Linked DNA regions of Mus musculus: regions 2 and 3 are each linked to region 1. The links are chromatin loops, found by intact Hi-C in ENCODE. Cell type or tissue: left cerebral cortex. All regions are shown on one strand.

The links. Hi-C counts contacts between places; a loop is a spot of excess contacts. Peaks named below come from ENCODE experiments on the same cell type or tissue, not always from the same donor. Only the 100,000 strongest peaks of a DNase experiment are listed, where the experiment ranks them.
Region 2: a loop joins it to region 1, with 2.3 times the contacts of the local background. A loop is called at or near these places in 2 of 42 quality-filtered maps.
Region 3: a loop joins it to region 1, with 2.6 times the contacts of the local background. A loop is called at or near these places in 3 of 42 quality-filtered maps.

Annotation. Positions count from the first base shown.
Region 1 is chr9:26,758,177-26,763,176 of GRCm38, forward strand. B3gat1 (beta-1,3-glucuronyltransferase 1 (glucuronosyltransferase P)) reads left to right here. Exons shown (of 7, transcript NM_001310766.1): 7 at 973-3,174. Glb1l2 (galactosidase, beta 1-like 2) reads right to left here. Exons shown (of 19, transcript NM_001310768.1): 19 at 4,868-5,000. Among named protein-coding and RNA genes, the nearest start is that of B3gat1, 27 kb to the left of the region's middle. In left cerebral cortex, CTCF peaks have their summits at 855 and 2,203 (motif pointing left); DNase peaks (open chromatin) are centred at 1,320, 2,159 and 4,437; H3K27ac peaks cover 742 bases.
Region 2 is chr9:26,411,305-26,416,304 of GRCm38, forward strand. No RefSeq gene overlaps it. Among named protein-coding and RNA genes, the nearest start is that of Gm30313, 140 kb to the right of the region's middle. In left cerebral cortex, a CTCF peak has its summit at 2,762; a DNase peak (open chromatin) is centred at 2,852.
Region 3 is chr9:26,119,660-26,124,659 of GRCm38, forward strand. No RefSeq gene overlaps it. Among named protein-coding and RNA genes, the nearest start is that of Gm39312, 89 kb to the left of the region's middle. In left cerebral cortex, a CTCF peak has its summit at 2,549 (motif pointing left); DNase peaks (open chromatin) are centred at 2,535, 3,479 and 3,832.

The DNA.
Region 1 (5,000 bases):
ACATTTCCAATGCTATCCCAAAAGTCCCCCCCACACTCCCCCACCCACTCCCCCACCCACCCACTCCCACTTCTTGGTCCTGGCATTCCCCTGTACTGAGGCATATAAAGTTTGCAAGACCAATGGGCCTCTTTCCACTGATGGCCAACTAGGCCATCTTCTGATAAATATGCAGCTAGAGACACGAGCTCGGGGGGAGAGGGGGGTACTGATTAGTTCATATTGTTGTTCCACCCTGTAGCTTTCAATAGCAGGTGAAAGAGCTCACTAGGCAAACCCTAGAGCCCACTCCCAAGCCAAGGTGCCACATTTCTGTTTGGCCTAGTGACATTTCTCTGCTCCTGGCTTTTTCTTAGGTGGAGAGCACTGAAATCAATCTCTGCCATGTAACAAATCCTATGCAATAGATCTTTTTTTTTAATTGTTTATATCCCTTTCAATTAGGTCAGAGTATCTGCCTACACTTTAGAGGTGACAGTGCTGTCAGAAAAGCTAAACAACGTGCCCAAAGTGACACATTAACCCAAGAGATTTATGCTAAATGATTGGCCAAGCAAAATATTTTTATGGGGCCTATTGTGCTCTTGCCTCTTGTATCCACTGCTCCAGAATTTGCTACTCTAGACCCTATCACAGATCCAGGGGCTCGTAGCAGACAATTACATTAAATTTTTGCCTTAGTACATCTGCAGACATTATGTTTCTGGGACTACAGGGTGTCATCCTGAATCCTGAAATCCTTGGCCAGTGCATCTTAGAATGCCTTGGTCCAAAGCTTCATCCCATCTTTTGCCCTTATATGTTACTAGAAGAACTGCTACCACTTGCTTTTCAAAAATGTCTCCAAGGGGAACCCGGGAGGCACCATGGCGTCCACTAGGGGCTTGGAATCAAGCATTCTGTTCTACTTGCAGCTCCAGCTCCACCTTGCCCCAAGCTGACACCCCTGTTGTTCCTACTTTCCCCACACAGGAACCTCCTTCTCAGACCCTGATCTTGGCCTGCCATCCTCTCCCATGGCTGATAGTCACTCTGAGGCAGACTCCAGAGGAACAACTCTTATGTATTCCGAGGGCTTCCAAGAGAGCCCAGCTTGATGTCAGGATAAAAGACAGAGAATTTAAGCACAGAATCCCAGACCTGTGGTCCTCTACAGCAACATGGCCAGGGGCTTAAAAGACCAGAGAGCTGGGGATTCCGGTTGCCAGCCAAGCCTGTGCTCGGCACATCTCCTTGGAAGCTTCCTACATTGATGGGGCTGTGTGAGCAGGGGACCCTGCCTTGGAGTGATACTGGGGTGAGGGAGGTCAGAAAACCCTACTGTGGAGTGCAGCATGGCTCTCCATGGCTCCCTGCTCTTGGGCCTAGCATGACTATACAGCATGTGCCCAGCCAGGACATTCTGAAGACCAGAGAGCAGCCTGGGGCATGAAGATGCCCCAACACTCCTCTTTCACACCTGCTCTTCCTCAGAGCTGCTCCCAAATCAGAAATACCTCTGGCTCTCCTCTGGTTCATGTTTACAGGACATAAGGCTGTCTTGGATCCCACCTGGCACCCTACCCTGCATTGGGGGAGCCTGGGCCTTCCTACAGCTCCCCCTGTACCTCAGGCTGTAGGAGAACAAAGCCCTTTCCCATGTCCCTCAAGCCTCCTGCGCCAGAATCGGCAAGGTGGTGGGCTTAGAGCCAGCACAGGTCATAGATCGACCTGGATTAAGAACCAAGTCACCCCAGTGTCCCCACTGCCTCTCCAGTACCCCTGGGCTGCAATGCCCCTTGCTGGGTTTGGACTGAGGAGACAATTGCCCTCTTCCTGAAACCCCTAAGAATCACAGATCTCGGGGCGCAGATAACAATAATAAAGAGGCAGAGCTCTTCCTGAAAAAATGTGAGACCCAGCAATCCCAGTCCTTTCCTGAGCCGATTCTGTGAGGGCTGCATTAGAATGGGCTCAAGGTCAAGAGCAGGAAATGTCTACACACTGAGAGGAAGGGCGACCTGAGCACATACTGCTTTAGAAATCACTCTGTCTCACACAAAATGGGAAAGCTTGCAAAGCCAACCCGCCTCGTGCCCACTGCCCCTTCTCCACCCCGGACAGAACAGTATGCTCACGCTGTTGCACCTACCCAGCCGCCCAAAAGAACCATCTGCCTGGGTGTTCAGCATCTGAGAGGCCCCTGGTCCTGGCTACATGGGGCCCTCTGGTGGTAATCTCACTCCAGCTCCTACAAGTTGGAAGCACAATTTTCCTCCCAAGTGGGGGAAAGGAAAGGGCGCAAGCCCACTGAAGAGGCGTTTATTTTTTAACTGCTAACAGCTCCCCCCACCCCGCACCTTCCCCCAGTTCCCCCTCCCCCCGCGCTCCATTAAAACTCATAGGACAGGCCCGGGAGTCATTCCGAATCCACTCTCGGGTGGATGAGACTCAGTCCACACATCTAACTTTCAGAGAATAGCATCAGCTGCCTATGTTGAAATGAATTTAACTTCTCACAGTCTTCAGGACACCACCTGATGGGATCAGACCCCACAGCCCCCTGTAGGACATCTCCCCCTAGCCATTTATACTTTGGATATTGTTTTGGAAATTTACTCCTTGGCATCAAATGAGAGGCACCGGGAATTTATCCGATGGGTGAATTTATGTCTGGGCACCCTACTGCTCATTCATAGAAACTGTCAGTGAATGCCAAGGTCAAACGGGCTGCTAAGGCTGCCTTCTTAGCCAAACTCAGTGCTCTTTTTAGGAAACTGAAAAAAAACAAAACAAAACAAAACAAAAATGGGGATTTTTACTTTTCACGTTTTGGCAGATGCTACTTCAGTTGTTTTCATGTAATGTCCTCCCTTCACTGCATGTGTATTTATTTAAAATTATAACCCTGGTGGACTGCGGCCTTCATCTCTGTTGGGAATGAGTTTGTTGCAAATCAGAACTGGGTCCATGATGACAACTTTCCCTCCAAACCCAGGCTGCAACCCCGCTCCCTCGATGGAAAGCCCCACCACAGAAGAGTTAAGCCAGGGGTTCAGGAGCACCATGGGCAAAGGCTGGTGTGAGGGTGGGGCCCAAGCTGCTGCGCCATCTGGTCTGTTTTTATTTAACTGTATTTAATTTGTTTTCAAAATTAAAAGTCAAATATGGTTTTTAACAGTTGTAATCCTCTTCAGCCCCTGTCTTATTTTAGTCTTGTTTATTAATTGAACTGTCCAACAAATATTTACCAGATGCCTGCTATGAACAGGCATTCTTCAGGGACCCAGCACGTAGAGGTCTTCATGGGGCTTACCCACCAAATACAGGAGACCGTGATAACAATGCAGCATCTCAGATGTGAGCTGCTGTCGGGAGAACAGCAGAGCTACTGTCGGGGGAACAGTAGAGCTGCTGGGAAAGGTGGGAGGGAGCAATGGGGTGGGGGGGCTGGGGTTCCATGAAGCATAGAGAGAAAGTCCTTCTTCATACGGGAATGGGAACCAAACAGCAACATGCCAATGTGCAGCTGAGGCAGACAATCCAGATAAAAGTGAAGTGTCCCCAACTGCAGAGTTTCCCCCATACATATAGTTCAGCAAAAAAAAAAAAAAAAAAAAGCAATGTGACTGCAACTGATCAGGCCAGGGAGGGGTGGGAGTGGGGTGACATGGGAATAAGAAAGCCTGGGACCATTTGGCCTCCAAAACTAGGGTAAAGTTTTTGGTTTCTACACTAAGTGAAACCAGAATCCACTGATGGAACGGACTGACCTTCAAGAAAAACCACTTTGTTTATAGAGCTGAGGACAAGTGGTCCAAGTTAGGGGGCTGGGGAGGCAGCCCCTGCAATATACCACCTACAAGATGATGGTGGGTTGGAGGAGGGCAGAGAGGAGCATCTGTCTTCCCAGCTTAAGAAGGGGGTTGTGTGTGGAATGAAGAGACAAGAGCCCAAATCACCTGGGACACACAATGGAATTTCTGTTTGTTTGCCCTGGACGGTGTGCAGGAGAGGTCACATAAGGGAGAGTGAAGTTGTGTTTCTGACCTTGTCATACACATATGCCATAGATAGTGAGGGACAGCTGTCTGTGTGCCTGCCTCAAAGATTGGGAACAGACACTGGAGGGTGCTGGTGTCCCACAGGAGTGGTCCCACACAGTGAGTAGACAAAAGGAAGGGAGAGTGAGTGAGCAGAGTCTCAGAGTAATTGGATGTTGGTGAGAGGAACTCTGGAGGGGCTGAGATCAGGTATGTGGTTCACAGGCTCTGCAAGAACTAGTCAATTCTGGAGAGCTAAGGTCGGCTGCACATGCTAGAGAGGTAGAGAAAAAATGTTACTACAGAAAGACCTTATCTGGATACATACCTAATGGTGTATGCATGAAACCGACTCCCGGGCTTCTTCACTCCTTTACAGAGGATGCTGTGTAAGATTCCTTTATATTCCGACTGCCTGTCACACTTCTCAGCACAGCCCTGCTTAATTCAGCTTTGCAGAAACCCGCTCTTATGTAATGCAAGACAAAGTGACAATATGACACTGCTCTCTGGCTCTGGCTCTGCTCAAGTAGCCCTGGACTCCTCTGCATCTTAGCAGGATGCTTCATCTTCCGGGCATCGCAGAAGAAATTGGCAAGAGTGGGGAAACTTGGGGGCTTGGCAGGCCTTGCTCTGTAGGCATCAGCTACAAGTTTCACTTTGAAAGGCTTCCTCTGAGGGTGAGTAGGATGGCTCAGTGGGTAAAGGCACTCTCCACCATCCCTGACAATTTGACTTTGTTCCCTGGGACACAAGGAGAGCCAACTCCCACAGCCTGCCCTCTGAACAGTCACACATCACATCATGGCTCTCATACACCTCATTTCCCCAGACACAAAAACAGATAATTATCAAGTGATTTTATTTTAAATTTTTAAGACAAATAAAAGGCTTTTTAAAAAAGGTTCCTTTGAGTTGGGCATGATGCTACAAGCCTGTAATCTCAGAAGTTGGGAAGCTAAGGCAAGAGAACCAGAA
Region 2 (5,000 bases), 350 kb before region 1:
ATTTTTCAGGTGTGATCTGTTACTTGATGGGGCAGGGTTTCCAGGTTTCTTTAGTTTGATCTTGGCCTACGTCTCCCCATATCCTCTCTTGTCATGGGATCCCATGCAATTTAGACTGCTTTTTTCCATCTTTTCTTTTCTTTTTTTTTTTTTTTTTTGATTGGTATGTGTCTTAGTTTGGTTGGTTTTTTTTTCCATTTTTTATTAGGTATTTAGCTCATTTACATTTCCAATGCTATCATACACACACACACACACACACACACACACACACACAATTTGCCAAAGATACCATAGCATTTCCATAGCAACCAACTCATCTGCTAAGTCCTGTCTTTCTAATGCTATAATGGTCCTTAAAGCATGGGGAAGTTCACCATATCCTGGGTAGGAGGGCTCAGAACTTGGCAAGTTTGCAAACAAGGCCTGATTTCTTCATGTGTCTTTTTTTTTCCTGTGACTTTTAACAAAACTGATAGGGAAAGAAGCTATTTTAATTCTGCCAAGAGCATAATTCTGTTGGGGTTCATATAAACCCACCTCAAGGTAGCTGGACAAGAGAACAAAACTGCAAATGTACTTCCTTGGCATATTTGAGATCAGTTGTACTGAGAAACTATAGGCATGAGAGTAGCTCTGAAAAGTTCCTTTTCAAAGGAAAATGTGTATCTGTAAAGGAATATACTAACACTATATTAACAAAAAGTATTGTGTCAGGAAAAAGGCACCTCAGACAACTCTTACTACGTGGACATGGAAACTCTCCAAGAGTGATGTTAGGACATAATTACACAGGTTCTCCCTACATGGCCCCAAGATACCTTTTTCCAAAAGCCCACTCAAGCAAAGCTAAATTAGAGCTTAGAAATCTTATCTATGTAATGCAAAGAATGTTACAACAAGTTCATGAAAATATATGGCCCAGAAATTCCTGCTGCTCTTATGATGACTTCACGGGACACCCAATCAGATGAAGGGGCCAGCTCTGCATCCACTGAGGAGTCATCTCTCCCCACGATGTCCTCAGACTACACCTAGTTAGATGGGTGAGAAAAACAGCAAGCTCATGAAGCAGAGTCCAGCAGGAATATAATACTAATATACTAATATACTAATGGGCAGAGGACAGTCAGTGAAGCACATCATGCCACAGGGCCCTCAATGCTGGAACTCACTTTAACTTTCTTTCATCGTGCATATTTTATAAAGGAATCAAAAACAACAAATCTGCACTTCCAAAGGTTTGAGAAATGTCTTTACAATCCCTCTGAGCCAACGCTATCAAGCAATGATTCAACACTTTGCAAATCACAAAAGATGCGTTTGGAAATGAGGATGTAGTTTGACCCTAGGACCACGTATGGTCATCAGAAAAGACCCAGTGTGGTCTCTTCATCTGATGAGCTTACCAGTGCAGAAGCATCATCCGCTGTTCTTTGTGGGCCTGGAACATACCCATCTTTTGGCATAGATGGCTTAGAAAGGGAGGAGCCAAGAGTAGATGCCCAGAAATCACAAGTAAATTAGCTTATAGAGTTAATGCAACTCCAGGAAAAATGCCAGCACTATTTGTTTACATTAATGAGCTATACTTAAAATTCCTGTAGCGGTGTAAATGACTGAGAATAGACAAGATGATCCTGAAGAATACAAACAACATTGAAATATATAACCAGATATCAAGTCATAATATAAGACTAAATCACTTCAAATGACATGTCTTTGACTCAAGAATAAACAAGTCAGCCAGTAGGGTAGAGTACGAAACTCAGATAAGAAGACATCCACAAGGGGTTGCCTGATTTTTACCTTCTACAGCTATGAATAACAACAAAAATGTGTTCTGCAACACAGTAGGAGATAGGACAATATTTTCAATGGAATATATTCAGGCCGTGTGTGTGTGTGCATGTATACATTCATGTGTATGTATGTACACATTTCTGTGTGTACATGTCTGTGCCTATGTCTGCTTGTGATGTGTGTACACATCACATTCAGGCACATCACTCACATCCATACTATATACATGAACCAAGCTTTGTGGACAGTGGTGAAAAACAAAGGAGAGACCTAGAAATACACATGATTTCTCTGCAGGACACAGATTCACTGTGAAAGCAAAGAAACTGAAAGTGGATCAGCTATATTCTCTTTAACTAAAACTTCAGATAATGACATAATTAATCCTATAACCAAACAATCAAGAGCTTTAGACTACCCTCATACACATGCTCACACATACACATAGATACATATTGTAAGCACTGAAGAATGCCACAGTGGGCCAGCATGCTGAGGGATTCTGGGAAGGATAATCCAACCATTAATAAATGTGTCCAGCACAGACACCAAAAGGACAAGTCCATCCAAACCCAAATTCAAATGACTGAGTCAGAATAGCTTCATGTGGCAAGAAAGGGGAGGTGACCTTGGCAAGGCTGGGGAAGTAGAGATATTGAACACTATCCATAATAACTGTTGGCAGGAGTTTAAGTGATGTTTTTAAATTTTGTAATCTCTTAAGTCACAGCTACCCTAGTCAATAAGTAGTCAATAACTATTGAACTTCTGCTAGGAAATCAGTTGCCAAACTGTAAAAGCAATTAATGCTTTCATTCACAAAGCTATCATTGTACAGAAATGAGATAGGGGACATGCCTAAGGGCTTGAGAAAAGAGTACTCAATTGTAGCAGAAGGAAACCCTTAGTAGTAGGGCTCTGGAATGGGGAGAAAACTGATTTTAGCCACTGGAAGGAGCCATTGATGTACCCAGAAAATAAGGAAATCAACCTTGCTCCCATAGCTGTTAGCTGCTGCATAGCCTCTTAGTATCTGTTTTACATGTTAATAGAGTCTCAGCAGAGCTGGGCTCACAGCACTGTTTCCCATTTGCTCCATCCTCACTGCCACACAAAATAAATGCCATACCCAGCCTCTGAGCCAGTCCCATCCCTTGCTCAGATAGTCTCAAGTCACACATGAAGACTGAGAAAACAAAAAGGTGTCAGGTCCCAAAGAGTAAAGGAGCGAAAACTAACAAGAGAAAACAGACAGCAAAAATAGGTCCTAACATCGAACCTCAGACAAGATCAACAAAAAAAAATGAAGATGGGCAAATGTGCAAGGAGAAGCATGGGCATAGCCAATGAATTATTGATTGATTTTCTTTTTTTTTTTTTTTCAATAAGCCAGTAGAGAGGAGATAGCACTGGGGCCTGTTGGGTTGATTCCAGATGTATTATTATGTGTGAAATTATCTAGGCACGACAAAAATAATTTTTAAAGAAATAAAACACTCTGATTTTCTAGGTAATAATAATAGCTGTGCATGTTGTAAACTACAAGAATGTGTTAAGAACTTCGCATTTCTTGTCATCATTCTTTCTTGCTCTCTTGCTATGAAGAAAAGGGTGTGTGTGTGTGTGTACATGTGTGTGTACATGTGTGTGTGTGCATGCATGCATGCCTGTGTGCATACTCTTTTTAAAAATTATTTTATTTATTTACATCCCAAATGTAGCCCCCTCAGCACCCATCCAGAGTTCTTCAGTCCATCCCCCTCCCCCTCCCCCTCCCCCTCCCCTTGTCCCTCTCCCTCCCCTCTGAGAGGCTGCCTCACCCTAGCAACCCCCTTCTCTGGAGCATCAAGTCTCTATAGGATTAGGTGCATTCTCTCTCACTGGGGCAGACAAAGCAGTCAATCATTTACTACATATTTGCCAGGCAGGTGGTGCTCAGGCCAGCCACTATATGCTCCTCCGTTGTTGGCTTAGTTTCTGGAACCTCTCAGGGGTTCCAGGTTAGTTGACATAGTTAGTCTTCCTATCTATAGAGTTGACATCCTCTTTGGTTCCTTCAATCCTTCCCCTTACTTAAGTATCTGCATCTGTCTTAGTCAGCTGCTGGTAGAGCCTCTCAGAGGACAATCATGCTAGGCTCCAATGTGCAAGCATAACATAGCTTCAGTAATAGTGTCAGGGTTTGGTTCCTACCCATGGGATGGGTCCGAAGTTAGGCCAATCATTGGTCAGCTATTCCTTTAGTTTCTACTCCATTTTGTCCCTGTGTTTCTTTTGTATGATCATTCTATATATTTCTACCTTTTCTCCCTGTCTCTCCCTTCTGTTTGAATCTTCTAAGCTTCACAGTTTCTCCCTGTCATCCTTCCCAGCCTCTCTCTGCCCTCTGTTTTCTTCCCAGAGGAGACTCGGCATTCTGCTTGCCTTTGCAAGCTCTTTCTTGTCTTCTTTGCTCCACAGTTCACTTCTTGAACCTTCTGTCCTTGCCATCCCTCACAAACCTTGCCAGCCTTCCAGAATCTCTGTACCTTGGCAGATCCATCTCTGTATTGGAGAGCAGACCAGCAGGTCATGCCACCCTCCCTGGACTTCCCTGGGAACCACAAAGTCCAGAATCCACAATGAGGAATCCGGATCTTCAGTCTGATAGGGTACATTCAGCCTGAGCAAGATGTGAGGAGGAGGGCAGTGATAGAGAACTGCTAGCCCGAAAATCTTCCCCTGGTGACATAACCAAAATCAGTCTTTAACTAAGAGAAATACTTTTCCTTTCCTTCTTAGATGAACTTAGACCTTCTGCAATCCCTTAACTAAAGACTTCTCTTTTCAGATGTCTTTTCCCTCCTCTGTGGAAAGGCATACACTGGCTCTGAGTTCTAGCACAAAGTTTGTCCCTTATAACTTCAGAAAATGTGAGGTAAAACAAAGTAGTTTGTCCACTGCATATTGCAAAACACTGGCTCATATCCAGATCTTCTCTCAAAATACTAAATATAGTATGAAAAAGTGGGTTTGGGTGACTGTAAAGTATGTGGTATCTATTTTGCAGGTTAAGCCTAAACCCTGCTTTTAAATCTCAGTAATTTAGTCTATTTTAGTGTTTCATATGTTAGTTGTGCCTGCACATGAATGAACAGAACTTGGGGAGAGGGAAGTTAGTGGTCAGGGAAAGTAAAAAGAGGGTCCCAAGTGGCTCA
Region 3 (5,000 bases), 640 kb before region 1:
GTCATAATATAGATGTACCATTAGGGCTGAGCACTTTGTAATCTCTTGTTATCTTACTTTTATTCTCTGCACATTGACCAGTTGTAAATCTCTATGCTAAAAACCATGTACTGCAAAAGAAAGCTTCTCTGAATAGGGCTGAGAGATGCTCTAATCAATAGGCTTAGTAATAAGTAATTAAGAGTTGGCTTAATAGTATGTCCACATCTCTGAAAAATAGTAGTAAGTTCTTTCTTAGGGTCTCTGATGTGTCTCACCACAGGTTCTTGCATGAGATAATGGCGTCAGGCATGATTTTCATCTTATGGAACTTGAACTAAATCAAATTAGAAAGTGATTATTTAGCCCCATAAAATTCATCCCACTTTACCCCAACACCTGTTCCATCTGTAATCTTCTGGGTCATGTCACTGGGCTGATCTATCAGTACCAAAGTCACAGGATCTCTATGACACAGGGCAACAACAGGATCTCCAAGAGGAGTCCCCATGAGGATCCAGTATTCACAGTATAGCACAAGCCCGATGCCTTGAAACAGACCAATGATTTATTGCAATGAACGTTTGCAAGATGTGTGAACAAAAGGGTGTCACAAAGTGACATACTACAGCTTCCACAACATGATGATTTTTGTTTTGTTTTTATTTTATTCTGTTTTATTTTATTTTATTTTATTTATTTTGTGCGGGAGGTTGAAGGGTGGAAGATGGATAAAGTGGATGGGGAGATGAATGGGATTGGATACATGATGTGAAATTCACAAAGAAACAATAAATAGTTTAAATTTTTATATACTTCTTTTCATTTTCTAAATCTTTCCCAAGTTTAGAATTATATGCTCAGTAAAAAAATGTGTAGACAATATCAACAATAAGTATGAAGGAAAATCCAACATTCACACTTCCCATAATTCCTTCATCCTAATATATTACTTTATTGCCAGTGTTTCTACCTATAAACAGTATATACTTCTTAACTACTTCATATGATTATTGAAATCTGTGTTCTTGTTTTTAAAATCCCAAAGCTAGCTGTCCCCTGAGAGGTTCTTTCTGCCAGAGCTTGACCAATACAGATGCAGATGCACACAGCCAACTCTCAGACTGAGCACAGGGACCTCAATGGAGGAGTTAGGGCAAGGACTGAAGAAGCTGAAGGAGTTTGCAACACCGTATCAAGAACAACAATATCAATCAATCAGAGCCCCCCTCCCCCCGCCCCGAAATCCCAGGGACTAAAACACCTACCAAAGCGTACACATGGAGGGAGCCATGGCTTCAGCTGTATATGTAACAGAGGCTTACCTTATCTGGCATCAATAACAGGGGATCCCCTTAGTCCTGTGGAGGCTTGTCGCCCCAGTGTAAGGGAATTCTAGGGTGGTGAGGCAGGAGTGGGTGTGTAGGTAGGGGAACACCATCACAGAAGCAGTGAGGGAGAAGGGATAGGATAAGGGGTTTATAGAGGGGAAATCAGCAAGGGGAATAACATTTGAAATATAAATACAATATAAACAATAACCAATTTTGAAAAAGTAAAATTAAATCGCAAATCTACAGAAAAGTAGCTAGGCAGTACAATGAACTTTCCCAAACTCTTTAGCTAGATTGCCAGTTTTAGTGTTTTACTATGTTTTCTTTGTATCTTAACTTCTATGTATGTATTTTCATGTACATATGTGTGTGCATATTTGCTTAGCTATTGACATAAATGTGAAACCATGAAAAATAATCATTCCACTCTCAAAAGTTAAACTTTCATTTTACTTTACTTTTCAATGCTAGGGTTTAAGTAAAGTTAGATATAGGCCAATCAAGTACTTCAACACTGAGCTACATTCACAATCCATTTTTAAATGTGAAGCATGTGAACATTTTTTGAAATTAATTCTGAACAAATAAGTTTTCTGTAAAGAACTTAGTCTCAAATTCCATAATAGTGCAATTTGACTTAATGTTTTTAGAACTATTCCCTATAAATGATAAACATGATTATATTAAAAACAATAAAACAGGAATACTGTCTTTTTAAAAACAAAAAACAAAAAAAAAAAAAATCATTCCACTCTCACACCAGTAGCCGTATCTTGTCAGGTTACAAAGCTGGATTGGATTGTAATTACTTTTCTCCTCTACCATTGAGGGTAGTAAGTTCCAACACTGTGAAACTTAGCCAGAATGGACAGAATTTCCAAGTCATACATGTTTTCTGGCACTGGGTTTCTTATTTATTAGCCTGAAATGTCTAAGAGGGGTATTGCCCACCCCCATGATAAGGTAACTCCATTTCAACTCTTTATATGTATGTATTTGAAGAAACTTCTACAGTAGCGGGTTTATACAGCAGTCGTTTCTACCTAACTTTCTCAAAGGTCTTTAGTGTTCATTTGCTCACACACATACAAATTCTACTTGATCCCATGCTCTCATTCATATCTCCAACCAACCCTCCCTGCTTTATTATTCTCTACTCCTTTTTCTCAACACTTGTACTCCATCTCTTCTTCCTTGAAAGTCCCATGCTGCCATCTGCTGGTTTGGTGACCTGTATTTAAACCCAATTATCCAGTTTCTAAGGTAATACCCACACCTGCCATTAGAGACTGCCCCACCTAGGGATCTGTCCCATCTGCAGACACCAAACCCCCACACTATTGCTGATGCCAAGAAACACTTGCTGAAAGGATGCTGGTATGGGTGTTCCCTGAGAGGTTCTATCAACAAAAGACCAACACAGATGCAGGTACTCACAAGCAACCATCGGACTGAGTCCTGGGACTGCAATGGAAGAGCTAGGGGAAGGACGGAAGGAGCTGAAGAGGATTGCAACCCCATAGGAAGAATGATGTCAACTAAGCAGACCACCTGAAGCACTCAGAGGCTAAACTACCAACCAAAGAGTATACATGGAGGGAAACATAGCTCCAGATACATATGTAGCAGAGGATGGCTTTATCTGACATCAATGGGAGGGGAAGCCTTTAGTCCTGTGGATGCTTGATGCCCCAGCATAGGTGGATGCTAGAGCCGTGAGGCAGGAGTGGGTGAATGGGTGGAGGAGCACCCTCATAGAGGCAAATGAGAGGGGTGAGAGGGGGATGGGATTGGGAGGATCTGTGGAGGGGAAACCTGGAGGGGGGATATCATTTGAAATGTAAGAGAATAAAATGACTAATAACAAAAAAGAAAACATGCTACTTTTGTCCTTTGGAGTCTGACTTTCCTCACTCAGAATGTTTGTTCAGGTCCTTCTATTCATTTGTGAATTTAGTATTTCATTTTTCTTTGCAGCTGAGTGGTATTCCATTGTCTAAATGTACCACATTTTCTTAATCCATTCATCAGGAGATGGACATCTAGGCTAGGTACATTTCCTGGCTACTATGATTAGGACAGCAGAGGACATGGGTGGGCAAATATCTTTGTAGTAAGATATTGAATGTTTGGGGCATGTGTCCAAGAATGGTAAATCTGGATCATATGGTAGATCTATTTTTAGCTTTTCTGAGGAAACAGCATACTTATTTCTGGTAGAAGTACATATATATTTTAATTTTGTTTGTAGGCTTAGAATTTTTTAAAACCTACTTTAATTATGATTCTTTAATGCTTCAAGCTCCCTTCCTACCACTGGTAAGAGAAAAGAAAGGTTAACAGAAAATGGGGGTTGTGGATTTGTTTAGAAATAGTTCTTTGAGGTGATTGCAACCTTCATTGCCAGCAGTCCAGTCCACTAGAAAACTGCAAACACAAATCAGTAGCAGCATCTTGATCCAGAAAAAATAGCAAAGATCTGCTGATTGGCACTAGTCCAAGAAGCAGCATGAAACAGCAGAAAAGCAAGGCACAGCAACGTAAGATCATTGTCAGTGAAGATCAGCATCAGTGAGGCCCAAAAATGACCAGCAAAGAGCTGCAAAGCAAACCAATCCAAGAGTGTTGTTCACTCTCTGTTGGGTTATGCTTATACACTTTCTTAACATCATGTGTCCTCTAGAGGATCCACTTCAGCAAAATGTCACATACCCTTTCACCAGGCAACTTCCAAAGAAACACCTTGAAAAGTCAACAAGGTCAATGCTGCCTCTGGAGGCATGCTGGTATCCATAACCCGGGGATGTGCTGGTATCCATGGTCTGTGATGCTGCCACATAGCATTTAGATGACCAGGGCCCATGTGAATGTCTATGGTTTGTGGAGGACTAGAAAGCAAATATGACAGAGGTGCATTATACAAAGTTCCTAAATAATCAATTAAGATATCATGTTGGGGAAAAACACCTCATTAGAAATTTGAGGGTACATGTACGGGAAAGAGTTGCTGACTGTATCTCTACTGACATAAAGAACATTAACATATGTTTTCATCATCTACATACAATTATGAAATCTAAACTACCTAATCTCAAATTCCTAACAATTCCCCTAATAGATTTCTCTTGGTGATGAGAGTATATAGTAATTGATCTCCATGATAAAAAGTACTTGATGAACCTAGGGGACATGGAGTCACTGGCTAAAGAAGAGATAAGTTCGGTTTTTTTTTAGAAGGAGGAACAAAATACCTATGGGAGGAGATACAGAGACAAACTGTGGAACAGAGACTGAAGGAAAGACCATCCAGAGTCTGCCCCACCAGGGGATCCATCCCATATATCATTACCAAACCCAGATACTACTGTGAATGCCAACTGGTGCATGCTGACAGGAGCCTGGTATAGCTGTCTCCTGAGAGGCTCTGCCAGCGCCTAAAAAATACAGAGTTGGATGCTCTCAGTCAACCACTGGACTGAGCACAGGGTCCTCAATAGAAGAACTAAAGGACTGAAGGAGCTGAAGGGGTTTGCAGCCCCATAGGAGTAACAGCAATATGAACCAACTAGTACCCCCATAATTCCTAGGAACTAAACCACTAACCAAAGAGTACACATGGAGGGACCCATGGCTCCAGCTGCATATGTGACAGAGGATGGCCTTGTTGGACATCAATGGGAGGATAGT